Linked DNA regions of Homo sapiens: region 2 is linked to region 1. A link is an interaction called in ENCODE POLR2A ChIA-PET data of the cell type or tissue named here. Cell type or tissue: A673. All regions are shown on one strand. Each heading gives the region's core, and the rest is flanking DNA. Links, peaks and the distances in the headings are about the cores only. Region 1 overlaps CHN2 (chimerin 2). Region 2 has its middle 11 kb from the start of WIPF3.

Region 1 (2,914 bases), core at 313-2,812:
AGTTTTCCCTTAATAAGAGGGTGATCTGAGGTCACCCACACTGCTCCCAGTAATGCTCGCTCAAAGGCTAACACTTCTAGTCCCCTGTAAAGAAGCATCCTAAGGGAATAGTGTTGGTTCCTTCACTTGTCTGAATGTGTCTTGTGTTTGGGTAAATTCTATTGAATCAATAGCTGAAAAAGAAATCACTGTCACAAATGGAAATAAAAATTACTTGTTATACATACAAGCACAGACATGAAAAAATATTAAATCTCATTGTATTCAACCATCCATAGACCAAAAGGAGGAGATTCTTTTGGCCACTTTCCATGTAAATAGTTATTTGATCAGATTCTAAAAATGGTATATTCATGTCATTAGTCCAGTCCACATCACAGAATTTGCCCTTACACAAATGGCTCACCATCAAAAGGTCTCTCTCGCTTTGCTAGCAGTGAAGGTTGGGAAAGGACCCTTTTTGCTTCTCTCCATCTTTTTACCTGTAGACTAAGGATGGGAAGCCCTGCAAAGGTATGCCAAGCCTTCACTTAACGCCTGCCATAACAGTTGTCCTTCAGAATGGGACAGTGGGAAGAAGGGCCAAGGGGCCTGGTGAAGCCCATTAAGAGAGTAGACCCCTGGAGGGAACCTTGTCTTTGGAAGCTGAGGCAGTGGATGGGTGGTCACAGGAGGGACTGGAGACCCCGCACCATGCAGTCCTCTTTGCACACCTTCTTCCACAACCCTGGCTTCCTATATGTACATGTGCTTTCTAGCAACTTATATTTATTCAGTGTCTACTGTGGCAAGGACTCTTATTAGACACTTTTGTAGGGGGAAACAAAAGCAAATTAAGCATAGAGCATGTCACAGTGAGTTCTCAGTGTGGCAGGGATAAGAGCTGTTATAGTCACTATAATACAAGACAGAAAGTGACAAGTGCAATCAGAAAAATGTGGATAAAACACTATGGGATTTCAGAGGACACAGTTGGCCTTCAGTGGGGAGTCTGGGGAAGTCCTTTTGGAAAGGGTAGCATTAGAATCAGAATGTAAATGTTGGTGAAAATGTAGATATGTTGAAAGGATGCTAGAATATTCTAAAGAACAGAGCAAGCTACCAAGGTTAGCAGTTAAGTATGTCACAGAAGAGATGTTGTAGGATTTGTGGAGGGGAGTGTAGGGAAATAGGATGAGCTGGGTACATTAGGATCAGCTCATGAAAAACCAGCAATGCCAGGACACAGTTAAGCTATGGAGAAGCATGGGTGGATTAGGAAGATTGTTGTAGAGCGATGTGTAAGGTGGACTGGAGAGATAACAAGGGTCTGAGTTATGTGGGGAAAGAAAGGTAGGGAGAGGCCAGACTCAACCAGTATCTGAGATAAAGCATTTGTCAGGACTGATGGCAGGATGAGGCAGCACATGGGTGTACCGAGGCAGCAGGACACAGTGTTGAGGAGCATGGGCGCTGGACACAGATGCTTTGTGTTCTAGCCCTGGTTCTGCCACTTAAACTAGGCTGCATGTCCTTGGGCAAATTGCTTTACCTCTCAGTGCCTTGCTCTCTTCATCCAAAAGAATCGGGAATAAAAATCTTGCTCCTCACACCCATATGCTGCAGATTAAATGAGTTAAGTGCCTTTGACACATTCTAACGTCCTCTGACACAGCGTAAATTATTGTGCTCAATAGCTTAACGTAAAAATTGGGTGTTATTATTGAAGGTCATGAGAGGATGAAATGGGAGGATGAACTTTTGAACCAAGTTAAAATCATGGTGTTTACCAGGAATAAAGAATTACACATGGGAAGGAGTGATCTTTGGTTACTCTTCACAAGGCTGCTTGGAGGGACTGCAGCATGGGGCCCTTGTTTGAGTAGAGGACAGGACTGCCCATCTACATAAAGGCCCAGTTATCTAGATCTTGTTTTCTAGTTCCTAAAGCATTAATTTTACTGTCTGGCATTAGCTGCATTAATCTTCACCAATGAGTCAGGAGTACTCCCAAGACATCAGGATTTCCCTGCTTCTTTTCATGGGGAGACCTAGGATCAAAGAATTAGGGTCATGGGAGACCATCAAACAGATGATGCTTTTAAGAGGAAGGAGGCCATTTTCATAGGCTTGGGCACTAACAGAATGAACACTGAAGATGTTTTATTTAAAAGAAAAGCAATTATGATGTTTTGATTTTAGGTAAGGAATATTGTCTTGTCTGTGTGGGTTTGAGCAGAGTTTGTTCGTGCAGGAAGGACAGGAGAGACCGGGGAGTGTCCTGAGGCAAGACATCCTGCCTCTTATTCTGCAACTTTGCAGAACTCAGAGTGGAAAAGCTTTGCTCTCCTCTGATATCCCATTTGGTGCTCAGACTGTTCCAATGTAATGCATGCATAAGAATAAAAATTAAGCTTTCAAGTGCTAAGGCAGATTTTTAATAAAGAGACATAGGCTTTACCCCTATAAGATTAAACAGTCATCAGGGTTTAAAGGTTTAATCTGTTGGAGCTCAGCCCAGGATGGGGTTCAGAGCCCCAGATTAATTGGATGCAGCCTCAGACTTTGAACGTCAGAGCTGGCTGGGGGGTGTGTGCGCTGGTGTGTTTGAGTGTGAAATGTGCTAATAAGGAGGAGAGACCTCTCCTTTGCAATGTGCTGCGGCAGGAGAAAGCAGGCTGCCGGCCCCTGCCTCCCTGAATCCTCAGTGGCTGACTGGATACCGCTTCTGGGGGTTGCTGTGCACATGAATGTTTGCTATTGTTCCAGGCGCACGTCGGCCTTAAGAAATAGCACAAAACAGGCCCATCCTTATTCAGAAGCCGGGCCCCCTCCATCACTCAAACTGGGCCTTTCAGGTCACATGCCGGAGGCTGCTGCAGACAGGACCCAGCTGCCTCAAATCTGCCGCCTAACATAAGCTGCGGTTCGAAAA
Region 2 (2,914 bases), core at 213-2,712, 320 kb after region 1:
TGTTCATGTGTTTCAGAGAAATGCATTTAAGTATTATCTGTGGTTATTTGTGCTGTAGAAGAATTGTGAGTGATTCGTAATTTTATTCTTGGTAATTTTCTGTATTTTCCAAATTATCTCAACAGGGAACCAAGGACAATATATTCCTTTAGCATTAAAAGCAAAATAAAAGGAACCTTGAATAAAACTTTTTTCTGTTTTCTATTTAAATCAAAAGAAGGAAAGGGGGCTTGTTACTGGAGTTGCCACAGTGCAATTGTTTGCCCACACCTGGAAGAACCCACCAAGTTCTGGTCTCAGAGATAGTGTGGCTAAGAGCAGAGGCCAGAAAGTAAGATTAATTGTTATTGTAAGAATGAAGTGAACTGACACAAGTAAAGTGCTTAGAGCAGTGCCTATAGGCACTGGTAAGCACAGGTAGAAAATGTTTAATAAATATTAGCTATTATTATTATTACTCTGAGATGGTAGCTTCCCCCTTTTACCAGAAAGCGGTCCCAATCCAGACCCCAAGGGAGGGTTCTTGGGTCTCAGGCAAGAAAGAAATTAGGGCAAGTCCACAGAGTAAAGTGAAAGCAAGTTTATTAAGAAAGTAAAGGAATAAAGAATGGCTACTCCATAGACAGAGCAGCCCCAAGGGCTGCTGGTTGCCCATTTTTATGGTTATTTCTTGATTATATGCTAAACAATGGGTGGATTATTCATGCTTCCCCTTTTTAGACCATATAGGGTAATTTCCTGACATTGCCATGGCATTCGTAAACTGTCATGGCACTGGTGGGAGTGTAGCAGTGAGGACAACCAGAGTTTACTCTCGTCGCCATCTTGGTTCTGGTGGGTTTGGGCCAGCTCTATGGCCTGTATCTTGTGCCAACCTCCTATCTCATCCTGTGACTTAGAATGCCTAACTATCTGGGAATGCAGCCCAGTAGGTCTCAGCCTTACTTTAACCAGCTCCTATTCAAGATGGAGTTGCTCTGGTTCAAACGCCTCTGGCACCCCCACCCCTCCAGTTCCTTTCCTCTCCAAGACAATGAGCAGTTCTTTATGGTCCTTAAGGAACTTGCAAGTATATTTTCTGCCCGTTTACATCTTCTATATTATAATGCAGATTTTGGCTTTGTGGAGATATATGGGAGTTGCACACTAAAATTATATGCATTTTTTTTTTCTGAGCTGGATCACATGCCCTTTGGTAAAATAATCTGGCTGGTGTTTCATTCGTCAGCAAGCTTTTCCAGGCTCATGCCTTCCCCCATTTTCACTAAGTGCTTCCTGACTATTTCTCTTGAATAGCCAAGAAGAAGGATTAATACGTTAAGCTGATTAAGGTGTACTTTGATTTATGATCATCTCTTTTCAAGTGTTTTCAAGACCCAGTCTTTTATTCTTACTAAGCTATAGAAAACTGGTAGGCAATGCCATCAGACAAGCATGCTATTCTTTTTTTTCTACATGACACAATGTCTTTCTTCAACCTTTCTGTGGTCAAGAAATGCCAGCATTGAAAAATAAAAAGAAATAATCTCTTTAATGACAGGGAAACATGGCTATCTTGTATTTGAACTTGTTACCCTCTAGATGTGGGTGGAAGATGAGTCTCTCTTTTTTGAGAATTGACTGACCAAGGCCTGGCTATGTCACCTGGTTGACTAGATACAGAAGTCATCACTATTCCTCGTTGCCAGTAAGTGGCAATTTATCACCATGTCACATGCCATGTCGTGTTATCCTAATGTGCAGAACTCCAGGACTTTTGAGAACAATCTATCCTTGATCATCCCTGTAAACAATGTGACTCTATTTAGGGAGTATGAGCACAGATAGCCCAAAATGGCAAAAAATTTTAAAGCATGTCTACTTGGCCTTGAACTACTTTTTGTTTTCATATTTGAAATGTCTGTGATGATTGTTCAGAAGTTTGCCCCACTATTTAAAAAAAAAAAAAAAAAAAAAGCAAAGCTACAAAGAGAGCCAAGTCAGGATTGCTCAAAAACTGTTTGCTTTCTTATTCTATCATTCTGTTCTAAAGGGCTCTGTGACTTCACACCATGAGGTTGAAGCTAGAGTCCTTTCTCACCAAGAGAGAAGTAAAGCATCCACTTTTGTTGACTTATCACCACTAAGCTGTAGTCTTTCTGGTGCAGAATTTTCCCTGGACAGGCAAGAAAAAGAGGATTAGATACTCTGTCATTAACTTATTCATCAATTCAAGATTTATTGAGTGCTGACTTATTATGTGAAGCCTATTTTGTTCAGTGCTGGTGGTACTGGGACAATGGCACCATTTCTGCCCTTAAGGATATAGACAAATAGACAGTTACAATGTCATGCTCTAAGTGCTTAAGAACAAAGGGGATGAGGATGTTAAATATTGAGAAATGGAGCCCTGGTCTTCCTTGAGGGTTCAGAAAGCTTTCTCAGAATAGGTGAGTGTTGATACTGAAGGATAAGATGTTCACCGGGAAATAAGGAGGGAAAAGGTATACCAGGACAAGAAGTGGCTTTGAGGAAGGCAGAGTCAGGTGAATGTGAGGGGCTCCGAGCCCTCTGGGACAGCAGCAGCACAGTGTGGTTGTGGGGTGGCAGAGTCAGAAGATGAGATGAAGCCAATCTTGGGGGTCTTTGTAGATGATACTAAGTTACTTAGGCTTTATCTTAAGCTCAAAAGAGAGTGGTTGAGGAACTCTAAGCAGGTGAGTTAGATGATTAAAATTTTGCTTTAGAAAGATTATTATGGCTTCAGGGTGGAGAAGAGTTAGGAGGAGGGAACACAGCATTGGAGCCCATAACATCATGTTGCAGATGACAGCAATAGACCAGGCCTGAGCTAAAGCAGTGGCTCCAGGGGCCAACAGGGAAAGGTGTCTGGGAGGCAGAAGGTCAATGGTTTTGTGATGGATTAGATGGTGGT

The links. Peaks named below come from ENCODE experiments on the same cell type or tissue, not always from the same donor. Only the 100,000 strongest peaks of a DNase experiment are listed, where the experiment ranks them.
Region 2: POLR2A ChIA-PET joins it to region 1 with 6 read pairs; 2 of 35 experiments call an interaction of 5 or more read pairs at or near these places.

The regions. Positions count from the first base shown.
Region 1 is chr7:29,477,132-29,480,045 of GRCh38, forward strand. All of the region lies in intron 6 of CHN2 (chimerin 2), which reads left to right. Among named protein-coding and RNA genes, the nearest start is that of PRR15-DT, 85 kb to the right of the region's middle. In A673, for the core only: no CTCF peak of the experiment used is centred there; no DNase peak of the experiment used is centred there.
Region 2 is chr7:29,794,198-29,797,111 of GRCh38, forward strand. No RefSeq gene overlaps it. Among named protein-coding and RNA genes, the nearest start is that of WIPF3, 11 kb to the right of the region's middle. RefSeq lists an enhancer at 1-253. In A673, for the core only: no CTCF peak of the experiment used is centred there; a DNase peak (open chromatin) is centred at 1,254.